Regions from separate parts of the Homo sapiens genome. Here region 1 is linked to region 2. Evidence: chromatin contacts called from ENCODE Hi-C or POLR2A ChIA-PET data. All regions are on one chromosome and are shown on one strand. The core of a region is the stretch at or near the end of the contact, and the rest is flanking DNA. Distances in the headings are between cores, read along the strand shown. Region 1 holds the start of NOL11 (nucleolar protein 11). Region 2 overlaps PRKCA (protein kinase C alpha).

The links. Hi-C counts contacts between places; a loop is a spot of excess contacts on that map. ChIA-PET counts read pairs that join two places held with the same protein, here RNA polymerase II (POLR2A). Pooled maps may share reads with other maps.
Region 1: a pooled map shows a loop between it and region 2 (19-fold over the local background). The contact joins the promoter of NOL11 here to the enhancer-like site in region 2. A Hi-C loop is called at or near these places in 5 of 37 single-sample maps with no recorded cell type and 5 of 50 pooled maps. POLR2A ChIA-PET finds 5 or more read pairs at or near these places in 1 of 52 experiments (PC-9).

Annotation. Positions count from the first base shown.
Region 1 is chr17:67,712,835-67,719,185 of GRCh38, reverse strand. It overlaps NOL11 (nucleolar protein 11), which reads right to left and starts at 1,250. Exons shown (of 18, transcript NM_015462.5): 1 at 1,098-1,250. The coding sequence starts at 1,238. It overlaps LOC101928045 (a long non-coding RNA gene), which reads left to right and starts at 1,508. Exons shown (of 4, transcript NR_188294.1): 1 at 1,508-1,544. RefSeq lists enhancers at 1-77, 1,000-1,189, 1,260-1,339 and a silencer at 640-729.
Region 2 is chr17:66,713,038-66,719,541 of GRCh38, reverse strand. The region is part of intron 8 of PRKCA (protein kinase C alpha); the gene reads right to left. Among named protein-coding and RNA genes, the nearest start is that of MIR634, 71 kb to the left of the region's middle. RefSeq lists enhancers at 4,353-5,049, 5,680-5,739. Within about 2 kb of position 4,926, at least 6 of the 41 ENCODE cell types and tissues checked have a DNase peak (open chromatin) inside an H3K27ac peak, as active enhancers do.

The DNA.
Region 1 (6,351 bases), core at 1-2,500, 1.0 Mb before region 2:
CTCAAGTGATCCACCCACCTGGGCCTCCCGAAGTTCTGGGATTACAGGCGTGAACCACCGCGTCCGGCCAAACCTCTAAAAGGGTAGTTAAAATGAAAATATAACTAAGTTCCTAAATAAGTAAATAAGCAACCCTTTGTTAAAAAAACAATAGTACATTTAAAAATTGATTATATTATGCCTCTGCATGGGAAGTTATGCCTCTGAACAGCGGCATGGGAAATTAAGTAGGGACATCTGGGATCATGTCTATCCAATTCCAATCTGCCATTGTATTCCTATGCAGGAGCTGCAAAACTGCAAATCTACTTGACATCCCAAGTGAAACCCAATAGAGTTAGCAGAGTCAAAACGGCACAGGGAGCTGTTAGCAACCTGTTCTCAAAACGTCAAAGCAGATACCTAACTTCTTTAAAACATGGAAAACTATGTTCAGCAGCCCAGAGAAAAGTAACTGCTTTCTATGCGACCACCAAAAGCAAGGTTAGAAAGTGTTCTCTATCAGGCTTTAGGCTGAAATGGGGGCAGGGCTTGCAGATTTTCCCAGGACTCAACTCCAGGATTCCCAGCGTGAATCAGAGATGCCAACAGACAACTCACTTGGAGGCAAGATTCTTAGCGAGCTATCAAGAAAGTCCCTCACTCTCTAAAATTGTCCCCGCCCCTACAAAGAGAGGGGTGTGAAGTGTAGACACGGCTAAACCACTATTCCCACTCTGTCAGTGTCATCCTCTCCCGCCCAACCAATCTCCGTTCCATCCTCCCGCGGGCGGCTAAGATAATAAAGACCCTAGGAGGGAATCTTAGCAAGGCCAATTCCGCGAGTTCCGAAGCAAAAGCACAGGTTTTCTTTCTTTTCCGAGTCTAACCCACGTGCACTCAGACGCTCTGCCCCTGCAAGTCGGAAATATGCCTTTACAGGAAGGCAAGCAAGCCAGATTCCAGACCTCACTCAGCGTCCCCAACAGGCCCAGCCGGCTCTCTGCTAAGCCTTCTCCACGATCTCTTTCTGAAGCTGTGAGAAACTTGAGCTCGAGCTCCGCGCTCAGAAAGGGGCGAGAAGGCAGTCGGGGCGCTCCCAAACCTATTGCCTTCACCTTATAGAGGATGACTGTCCTGCCGCTGTCTGTCACTAGAAACTGGTCTGTTTTGTCGCTCTGCTCCACGCCTAGGAGTCCTTCAGGCCCGGCGCTCAGGACTACCGAAGACAACGTGAATTCTTCCTCCAGCGCTGCCATTTTGAGCAAACCTAAGTACGGCCGCGCTCACTCCCGGCAGGCCTCGCGCTTTCTCTCGCGAGAATGAACGGGCCTGAGGGGGCGAGTGCTTGCCAAACCAGGAACCTGCTCTCGCAGCCTGCGACCTCTGGCGGGCGGAAGGAGCGAGCGCGACTGTGAATTTAGCCAGGTGGGCTGGGCCGGCTTGCGTCAGACTCCGCCTCCCGAGACCACGCCTCGCCGAGTCCCGGATGTGCTCCAGGAAGGGATAGGGTAGGCGCGGAAGTGCTGCTTACTGGGTCCTGAATCGGCTGCGTGCTGTTCTAGGTGGGGACTTGAGAGACTGTAGATGGGTCTAGGGAGTGGTCGAATATAAATAAGCTAGATTTTTTTTTTTTTAATTGCAAGGGAACTCCCTAGGAATTCCATCCATGGCCTTGTGGAACGATCTGCCAAAGAAAAAATATTTATCTCTGTAGGTAAACTCCCAATAACGTGCTGTTCCTACGTGAAATGCTTAATTCCCCCCAAGTTTCTTGGAACCCTCTAGAGATCTCCAGTCTTTTCAGTCTTTCAGGCCTTCTGAGTTCTCTGACTCCCCTTCTCTGAGCCCCAGTGGGGAAAATCTCTCCTCAGCTTACAGGAAATTCAGACTAGTTTGATGAAGGTGAAGTTGAAGGTCCCCTGTGTGATTTTTGGCAAGGTTTTTATTTCCGGGAGAAATGTATGTTTCTCAGATAAGCATGGCAGATTCAATCAATAATGTTAAATAAATAAGTAAAGATAAATTGTGATGTTCTTAGGGAGAAACCATTTAATAGGCAATTACTAAACAAATGTACCCAGTGTGACAAAGTGCCTCAGTTTAGATTTAAGCATCCACCAGATCGCCATGTGTGTTGTTTCTCATTGCCCCAACATGACGACATGGGCAAAAGGAGAATATCCAGCTACTGTGAAGGAATCAAATGCAGTCTATTTTTATAATGCTAATAGGTCTTTTGTTGTTCAAAAGTAGTGGCATTATCATGGCTCACTGCAGCCTCTAACTCTTGGGCTAAATAAAGCAATCCTCCTGCTTCAGCCTCCCGAATAACTGGGACTACAGGCATCCATCACCACGCCCGGCTAATTTTTGTATTTTTTGCAGACATGGAGTCTTGCTTTGTTGCCCAAGGTGATCTTGAACTCTGATAATCTTTTAATTTTTAGGCTGGGTTGTGAGATCAAGAGGATATAGTTTATTATTATGCTTCATAACTTACTTTGTGATAGGTGGTAAGAAGAAAAACATTAAACTCAGAAGGGAGAGATAAAGCGTGGGTGTGTGGGGGAGGAAGGAGTGGTCTGTGTATGTGAAATTTTCACTAGGATGACCACAGGCCTCCTTGAGAGGATGTCTTTTTTTTTTTTTTTTTTTTTTTGAGACAGGGTCTTGCTCTGTCGCCCAGGCTGGAGTGACGCAGTCTCAACTCACTGCAATCTCTGCTTCCCGGATTTAAGCTATCCTCCCACCTCAGCCTCCCGAGTACCTGGGACTACAGACATGCACCACCATGCCCGGCTAATTTTTGTATTTTTTGTAAAGATGGGGTTTCACCGTATTGCCCAAGCTGACCTTGAATTCCTGGGCTGAAATGACCCTCCCCCCTTGGCCTCCTAGAGTGCTGGGATTACAGAGCCACAGTGCCTGGCCCAAGGGTATCTTTTGAGGATGGCATGAAGGAGGGGAGGGAGCGATCATGCAGTTAACTAGGGGAGGGAGCGATCATGCAGTTAACTAAGAGCATTCTCAGTAGCAAGTGCGCCTGGGGCACCAACAGGGAGATTCCCTAGAAGTCTATCGCAGTTATTGTAGTTACCAGGTGAGAGGTGATGAGGGCACCATCAGTAGCAAGGCTTTTCTTTCTTTCTTTCTTTTTTCTTTTTTGAGGCGGAGTCTTGCACTGTAGCCCAGGCTGGAGTGCAGTGGCGCAATCTCGGCTCACTGCAAGCTCTGCGCCCCGGGTTCACGCCATTCCCCTGCCTCAGCCTCCTGAGCTGGGACTACAGGCGCCCGCCACCATGCCCGGCTGACTTGTTTGTATTTTTAGTAGAGACAGGGTTTCACCTTGTTAGCCAGGATGGTCTCGATCCCCTGACCTCGTGATTCGCCCGCCTCGGCCTCCCAAAGTGCTGGGATTACAGGCGTGAGCCACTGCGCCCAGCCTTTTTTTTTCTTTTTTGAGACAGAGGTTCACTCTTGTCACGAAGGCTGGAGTGCAATGGCACAATCTCGGCTCTCTGCAACCTGCAACCTCTGCCCCCCGGGTTCAAGCGATTCTCCTGTCTCAGCCTCCCGAGTAGCTGGGATTAGAGGCACCCACCCCACACCTGGCTAATTTTTGTATTTTTAGTAGAGACGGGGTTTCACCATGTTGGCCAGGTTGGTCTCGAACTCCTGACCTCAGGTGATCCACCCGCCTCAGCCTCCCAAAGTGCTGGGATTACAGGCCTGAGCCACCGCGCCCGGCCACTTCACATTTTCGTATTCATGGCACCAGCAATTGTCTGTGATCCATACAAAGAGCTTAATACACGTTTGTTGAATAAGTCACACTTAACGTTGCAAGCTAGGATAATAAATAGAACGTGGACTTGATCCATTAAGGGAAAGTAAGACTTCCTGGTTGAGAAAGCTGGAACTGTGCTTGCATATTCGTCTGTAAATTTGAGTCTAAGTTTGGTAAACTATTAAAGGAGATTACAATCCTTTCTGGAAAGGACACCAGCTATAATAAGGGAACTAGGAGTCTTCTGCAACCAAGCCTAAGCTAGGAACGGGTCAGGAGGCGTTCCACTTCCAATGTGCATCCATCAAGGTCAATGAGCAAGAAGAGGGTCTGGCTATCCCTCACTGGTTAGAGACATTTAAGGCTGGTCTTCAAAGGCAGCTGTGACCCTGTGCATTTTACTGTGTGTTGTGGATGTTCTCTCTGGATTGTTTGTCATGTTTATGCTGCTTGGCTGCCTAGCTGTGAAGACTGGGGGAAGATATTGCCTCTCACATTCAATTCCTAGAATAGAATCAGATGATAAATATACAATGAATGAGTCTAAATATATAATGGGTAGGAAGGGAAGCCTGCTCACATTCAAAAGGGAGGATGTTACCCATTAGAAATTTGTCATGGAAGGTTGACAGCTGGTGACGTGTACATTGCATGAATGGGGTACAGTAAGTGCTTCATCAAAGGAATATTCGTAGAAGGACCATTCAGCAAAGAAAGTGAATGGTAGATATTTGTATGCCACCAAATCTCTATATTATTTGAAAGTTGTGGTGATTCTTAAATAAGATCTGAGATACTCTAAGATATGTTTTTCGGTTTCAGAAACTCAAAAAACCTTTGCGGTAAATGTTCAGACCATAGCAAATAATTGAACAATATTACCAGAATTTAGGCATATGCCCCTGAAGAAGTTTTCTGCCCAGCAAAAATCAGAGAGAGAGAGGAAGAATCTAAGATCTTTGTCATCCTTTGGGGCATACATTTCAACCTAATGTTAGCGCCCTCCCGGTGGTGCCAAAACCCAATGAGTATATTTTAAATTTTTTTATTGTGCTAAAATGTACGTAACATAAAATTGCCATTTTAACCTTTTTAGCAACTTTTGTTTTGTTTTGTTTTTTGTATTTTTAGTAAAGACACGGGTTTCACCATGTTGGCCAGGATAGTCTCGATCTCCTGACCTCGTGATCCGCCCGCCTCGGCCTCCCAAAGACTTCCACACCTGGGATTACAGGCATGAGCCGCCGCACCTGGCCTGTTTTTTTTGTTTGTTTGTTTTTTTGTTTTTTTTTTTTTTAAAGAGACAGGGTCTTGCCACGTTGTCCAGGCTGGTCTTGAACTCCTGGGCTCAAGTGATCCTCCTGCCTTGGCCTTCCCAGTAGCTGGGATTACAAGCGTGAGCCACGGCACCAGGCTCTTAACCTTCTTTTTTTTTTTGAGACTGAGTCTCACTCTGCCACCCAGGCTGCAGTGCAATGGCACTATCTCGGCTCACTGCAACCTCCTCCTCCCAGGTTCAAGCAATTCTTGTGCCTCAGCCTCCCGAGTAGCTGGGATTACAGGTGCCCGCCACCACGTCCAGCTAATTTTTGTATTTTTACTAGAGACAGGGTTTTGCCATATTGGCCAGGATGGTCTCGAACCCCTGACCTCAAGTGATCCACCCACCTGGGTCTCTCCAAGTGCTGGGATTACAGGCGTGAGTCACCAGACCCGGCCTTTTAACCATTTTTAAGTGTGCAGTTCTATGGCATGAAGTACATTCACACTGTGTTGCAACCACACCATTCATCTCTGGAACATTTTCATCTTCCCAGACTGAACCCATTAAACAATAACTCTCCATTCCCCCTTCTGCAGCCCCTGGTAATCACTATTCTACTTTCTGTCTCTCTGAATTTAAATACCATAGCTCAGATAAATGGAATCATTAAATATTTGTCCTTTTATGTCTGGCTTATTTCACTTAGCACAACATCTTCAAGGTTCATCCTGTTGTAGCATGTGTCAGAATTTCCTTCCTTTTAAAGACTGACTAATATTCCGTTGAATGGATATACCACATTTTGCTCCTCCATTCTTCCATTCATGGACAGTTGGATTGCTTCCTCTTGGCTATTGTGAATAACGCTGCTATGAACATGGGTATACAAATATCCCCTTGAGATCGTGCTTTGTTTTTTTTTGCTATATAACCAGAAGTAGAATAGCTGGATCACACAGTGATTCTGTTTTTAATTTTTTGAGGAAACACCATGCTGTTTTGCACAGCAGCTGCACAATTTTACATTTCCGTCAGAAGTACACAAGGGTTCCAGTTTCTCCATATCCTCACTAACAATTGTTATTTTATGTTTGTTTGTTTGGTTTTTTTGAGATGGAGCCTTGCTCCGTCACCCAGGCTGGAGCGCAGTGGCGCGATCTCGGCTCACTGCAACCTCCGCCTCCCAGGTTCAAGCGAGTCTCCTGCCTCAGCCTCCCAAGGAGCTGGGATTACAGGCATCTGCCACCACACCCAGCTAATTTTTGCATTTTTAGTAGACCATGAGCACGAGGTCAGGAGATCAAGACCATGTTGGCCA
Region 2 (6,504 bases), core at 3,677-6,176:
ACCCACCTCGGCCAAAGTGCTGGGATTGCAGATGTGAGCCACCACGGCTGGCCTAAAACATCTAAAATTTTATACTCATTTTGGCAGCATATATACTAAAATCTTATAATTTTATTACCCAGAGGTAATCATTAATAACATTCTGGTGGACATTTTCCTAATCCTTTCTTTTCATGATTTCCTATGTGATACAGATAGAATCAGATTGTTTGTAACCTGCTTCTCCCCTTTGCTTATTGTGAACTTCTGGTTATAAGCACTCTTCTGCCACATGATTTGAGTGACTGCATCATATCCTACTACACGGCTCTACTGTAGCTGATGTAACCATTCCTTATTGTTAGACACCTAGGTTTTTCCTAGTTCTGTTTTCAATGACATGCAGATGAACAATTTTGTGGTCTAAATATGTGTGCATCCTTGAAGTCCCCAGGATAGATTCCTGGATGAATGAAACATTAATTACTTGTTTGTGACCTTTTTGGGGAGGTCACAAACAAGTACCCTTGTGCCCAGCTGCACAAGGACAGACATTTTAATCTCACCATGAATAGTCAAAGAGAAGAGGAAGAAGCCCAGAGTCAAGGCAGCCTAATTCCTGAAGGCAGGCTCTTGGTTTCTTTTGGGTTGTGTGTCTAAATTCACAGTTGGAATTTTTAACTGTACTTCTTTCTCACATGTGGCTGTGTATATGTGTTTTATGTTCAGATGTCAAAACAAAAACACATCTTTTCTTCCACAACACAGAAAGTGGTCTTGGAAGGTGCTATGGTTTGAATGTGTCTCCCTCAAATTCACATGTTGAAATCCTTAGCCCCAAGATGATGGTGTCAGGAGGCAGGGCCTTTGGAAGGTGACTAGGTCATGAGGGTGGATCCCTCACGAATGGGATTAGTGCCCTTATAAAAGAGGCCTTGGAAGCTGGGTGTGATCCCAGGCTGATGCCTCTAATCCCAGCATTTTTGAAAGGCTGAGGCAGAAAGATAGCTTGAGGCTGGGAGTTTGAGAACAGCCTAGTCAACACAGTGAGACCCCCATCTCTACAAAAAATAATTTTAAAAATTAGCCAGGCACAGTGGCGTGCACCTGTAGTCCTAGCTACTCGGGAGGCTGAAGCAGGAGGATTGCTTGAGCCCAGGAATTCGAGGATGCAGTGAACAGTGATTGTGCCACTGCACTCCCGCCTGGGCATCAGAATGAGACCCTGTCTCTAAATAATAAAAACTTTAATAAAAAGAGGCCTGAGAGGCTCCTCATCCCATCTACCATGTGTGGGCAAAGCCAGAAGATGCCATCTGTGAATCAGAAAGTGAGCCTTCACCAGACACCTCACCTGCCTTGATTTTAGACTTCCCAGCATTCAGAACTAAGAGAGAGAAACATATGCAGTTTGTAAGCCATGCAGTTTATGGTATTTTGCTATAGCAGCCCGAGTGGACTAAGACAGAAGGGGAGCTAATTTGTATGGAGAGCTTAACAGTGATCCTTAGTAAGTCAGTCCCCCAAGCCACCCCACTTCCTTCTGACGGCATTTTTCTGGTTGCACAATCCGATCTGTAAGTGCAACCTGGAAATAAGGGCCTGGGTGATTCCTCCCACACAACTGGGTCAACACCTGCTACTTGGAGTTTTCTCCCGGAGGCGGGAATCACAGGTGACCAGCAAATCACAGGCATGAGTCATTCTTTCTCCTGCTGGCAACTGCAGCGAGGGCCTCAGAACCACAGACTGTCAGCCACAGAAGGGTCCCTGGGGAGTCTGACCTGCCTAGGATGCAGATGAAGATGCTGAGGTCTAGAGAGCTAACTTCACCACAGCCTCTGCGCCGCTTCGTGGCAGTGCTGGTGGAGGAAGAGAAGGACGCTCTGTTCTCTACAGAGGCCCTGAAACTAGATGCTGGATCATCCCGTACGTTTCCCTGTGCTAAGGTTGCCCCATCTGGGCTGTAATCTTTGACTAACAGCAGGAGGATGACAGAGCTTTTAGAATTCAAAAGCAACTTGGGGATAGTCTCATCAAGGCTGCCCATGTTACAGATGAGGAGAATGAGCCCAGGGGGCACCGCGATATGTCTAAATCAGTTTTCCATCCTGAGCTCTGAATCCAGAACTCCAGCCTTTGAACCTAGTGCTCTTCCTCCTACATCGAGGGTGAGCAAACTTTTTCTGTAAAGGTCCAGATAGTAAATATTTGTGGCTTTGTGGGCCAAATACTGTCTCTGTTGTAACTCTCCAACTCTGCCATTGTAGCTCGAAAGCTGCAAAAGTGAGTAAAGGAGGGAAGGTGTTCCAATAAAGCCTTAATGGTGAAGACAGGCAGCCGCTGGGGTCTGGGCTGTGGATTGCAGTTCGATGACCCTTGCCCTGTATCACGCAGGTTCTCAAATCACTCATCCTCATTTGCAGTTAGATTTCAGTACAATGTCTGTATCTTCTTAATCTATCACAACAGCGACAATTAAGAATCTCAAGAGCACTAGAATTAAATCACTATTCAGGCTCTTCCACAATGCTTGCTATGCCAGGCAGCACAGGAAAAGGAAATTTTGCAGCCATACAATGGTGGTGAATGAAGTATGTATTCAGCAGAGCAAAATGTAAGGGCAACACATTCAATCGTTTTCTTAACAAGAAATATTTTCATGGACACACCCACTTTGGCTGTTGCCACGGTTAAAATAAATTCACAGGCAGCGAGAGGGCCTCCGTTGTCATGGCAACTGAGCCATTCTCCAAGGAGAAACGTGGGACCCTGACGTGTTGGCACTTTGCCAGATGTGGAAACTGCGAAGTGCTTGGTTCTTTTCATACCACATAATATTCACCTCTAGTATCCCGGTGTGTGATTTTCTTTGCAGCCAACCAAATTTTTCCCTGTTTCCCAGATTTGTCTGTTGATAATTGACACATCTGTTAGGATCGCTAATCTTGGTGGTGCACGCCTTGTCTCACCTGCTAAACACCTCCTGGAAAGGCGGTTTGCCCTTGTACCGCGTTCTCCCCAATTGCTAAATCTCCAGGCTTACATGAGGATTCCCCACCAATGACCTTAAGTTTTTCCATCTGCAACAATGTTTTTCTCCCACCAGGGAGCTAGCTGATGGCACACTTGCGTCTGATGCCCGGCTTAGAGGAAGGCCCAGTGCGCACTGCAACAGCCATGACATAGCATTGTTCGAGAACTTTGGGCACTTAATCATTTTTGGAAACCTATTCCTTTTCCTGCTCGAATGCTCCCCTTTGGAATTACCACCACACTGGCTTTATGGGTTGGCTGTGGCAGGGTCAAGAATCACATGAACTCAGAAACATCATCAAAGTAAATAGTTTTTCAGACTGTCAGCAACATGGCTTCGAAGTGGGTAATTCTCTGGTGCTAAAAAAAAAAACCCGGGGAGATAGAAAATGGGCTGGGGCCCAGTGCAAGCAAGAATAGACTGAAGGAGCCATCCAGCTCTTGGGAAACCCTTGACTTCTTTGCAGCACACTGAAGATCCTCTAAAGCCAAGAAGCAATGGGGAGCACAAGGTGGTGATCTCATCTCTATGTCCACTAAAATGTAAAGACATCCAGGCAACAGTTGATTGCTGTTTGTTGTGTGCAGGTGTCATGGAATCTTTCATTTGCAAATCTTTACTGCCCTCTTGTGGTATTCAGTTTCTGAAGCAACTGCAGTTTGGCTGGGATCTTTTAGCAGAGATCCACCTAAGATTCACTAGTCTGCCTTACCGAGGTGAAGTCCCAGTAAATGGGGCAAGATGGCACAAACAAGACACAAAATTGTATCTACGCAGATGCAAAAAAAAAACTGTATCCTTTATAGTAGATGACCTGAATCACTCACGTAAGTGCCAGGACTTTGCAAAATGCCAACGGAACTATAGAGTGCCAACGGAACTACAGATGCCAAAAGTGGGTTTTAAGATCTCTGGGTGCTCTATTTCTAGAAAACAAAGATCCAAACAGTTGTAGGCCTTTCTGTGTCTCCCGAATCTTTCCAAACCCTTGACTGGGTGCAGACTCTGCAAGCCACAGATCCAAGAAAGGGCCTGGGGGGAAGGGAGGCAGTGAGGGCTGCAGGGGGCCCTGGAGTGGTCCGAGGGAGCCACGGTGTTTATCTTAGAAACAAAGAACGACCTGGAAAATAGTGAGAAGTAACGACAGTTACACGAGGGCAGAGTTCAATGAAAAAGCCACTTCTGGGAAAATCCAATTGAAGCTAAGCGAGCACAGAACAGCAGCTCCTGAAGTCAATAAAAAACAGTAACAAAAAACGCACCCAAGCTATAACTGGCAATAAAACCCAGTTCCCCAAGGAAGAAGGTTCCAGAGCCTTCCCTCCATGGCTGTGCAGCTGCTGCAGAAAGGAAAAACAGGATGACTGGGCATCCTCACAGAGAAAAAAAAAAAAACCAAAAAACAAAACACATCCTATCCCCGAAATGCTGGATACACTGCTCAACTACTCAACGGAAAATTTTTATAAAATGTCTCTGACAGGAGCAAGCAATTTGAAAGCAGGGCCGACTGTCATTAAATTTAGCACAATATTTCCATAATCATTGATTTCATCCTACCCTCACTGAGCCTTTTTAATCCACACCAGTTTTTAAAACCAAGGGGCCTAATTATAGCTCAATGGGACACCTGCTTCCAAGGCTAGCAGCAGCTGCACTGTTCTGGGCTATTCTCTGGGCCCTCTGTGTCAGGCAGCTCACTAGGCGCTCAGGAAGGTGACAAGCATGGGATCTGGGGTCTGCCAGCAGCGGTCTGGGACACCAGTAAAGGCACTGCACACTTCTCTGAGGCCTGTTTCTTCATCTGTAAAATGGGTCAACACTCCCTTTCTCGTCCTGCAGGCTTGGGAGCCTCGCCATCCTGCAGTGGTGAGGGAGTGATCAGAGCTCGGGGCTGGTGGCTGCTGCCATTCTGAGTAGTCTCGCCACAGCCATCGCCTGCTGCCAGGTGGCAGCGTCAGAAGACAAATTTCCATTCCAGGAAGGGGGAAGAGACGAGGGGGTGGAACAGTGAGACCTCTCCTAAAAAGACAGGGGCTTCCCAGCTGCCCTCAGGGGACTTGGACAGGACTGAGGAGCTGGTCTCCAGCAGGAGGGGCTGCCTGAGGGCAAGGTGGAGGTAGGTGTTTCCTGTCTCCAACGGTGGGCACAGGCCTGAGGGCACAAGGGCAGCTGAGGTCAGGACACTTTTCCCTTTACACATGGTATTTGCACCCTAGCTCTCTGGCCCCATGCATGAGGCCTGGCAGCTTGAGGGGGGCGTGGACTCACAAGGGGGCATTCTCCCCAAAGGAAGCAGCGGGTGGGGGGGAACATGGCTGGGATGCAAGTGGCCTCAAAGCAGAGGGCCTCACACCGGAGAGGAAAGGTGTGTGATCGGATCACTTCACCACCGCACGAGATACTCCTGGGATCTCCCAGCTGCAACTGCTGGGCTTTGGAAGTGAACAGAGGTTTTGTCAATGGGCCAGGAGAGAGCCAGGGAGTCTAAATTAATACAATTATTGTGACCCTAAGGGTATCTACAGGCTGTGAGCACCTGGGGGAATGTGAGTCACAAAACGAATACCCCTAGTAAGAGCTGAGACTATGGCTGTGTCCTGCCTGCCCCCACCCAAACCATCAGCTCTGAGCTGGCTGACCACCCATGACCATTGGGAATTCATGGACAGAGCCCTTCCTGCATGATTCTTTGCAGCCTGTCAACAGAGAAAACCAGTGACTGGGGGCCAGACTCGGACTGAGTGTTGACAAGTCTATTTTCAGAAAAAGCCACAAGGTAAAGATTAGCTCATGACCAAGCCAAGGAAGCCACTTTGAAGAGAGGTGTGAGCGAGCGGTGGCACGCTATTATCACTGCCTGGGTCAGGGTGAATTTCCAACATGCGGGTGACATTTTCTTTCTCAGGTAGAGTAGCCTGTTTCTTGTCCTCATAACAAAACCACACAGGAAACATAATAAGCACCAACACAAAACATGTCAGAAAAGAGACTTTGTTGACTTGACACTTCTCATCTCTGTTCTTAAATGAATTCAAGATGGCCTTGCTTCACTGCTGCAGGTGGGAGTAGGGTGGGGTACGGGGAGCAGATTCCTATCTGATGGGTTATTTGTACCTAATGTACAACCGGGGTCTCCCAACTGGGGCCCGGGAGTGGTTTAGAAAGCACAATGAGGTCGGATGCGGTGGCTCACGACTGTAATCCCAGTACTTTGGGAGGCCGAGGCAGGCAGATCACAAGGTCAGGACTTCAAGACCAGCCTGGTGAATATGGTGAAACCCCTTCTTTACAAAAAGTAAAAAAATTGGCCGGGCATGGTGGCGCGTGCCTGTAGTCCCAGCTACTCGGTAGACTGAGGCAGGAGAATTGCTTGAACCCGGGAGGTGGAGGTTGCAATGAGCCAAGATTGCACCATTGCGCTCCAGCCTGGGCAACAGAGTGAGACTCCATCTCAAAAAAAAAAAAAAAAAAAAGGACAACAAAGG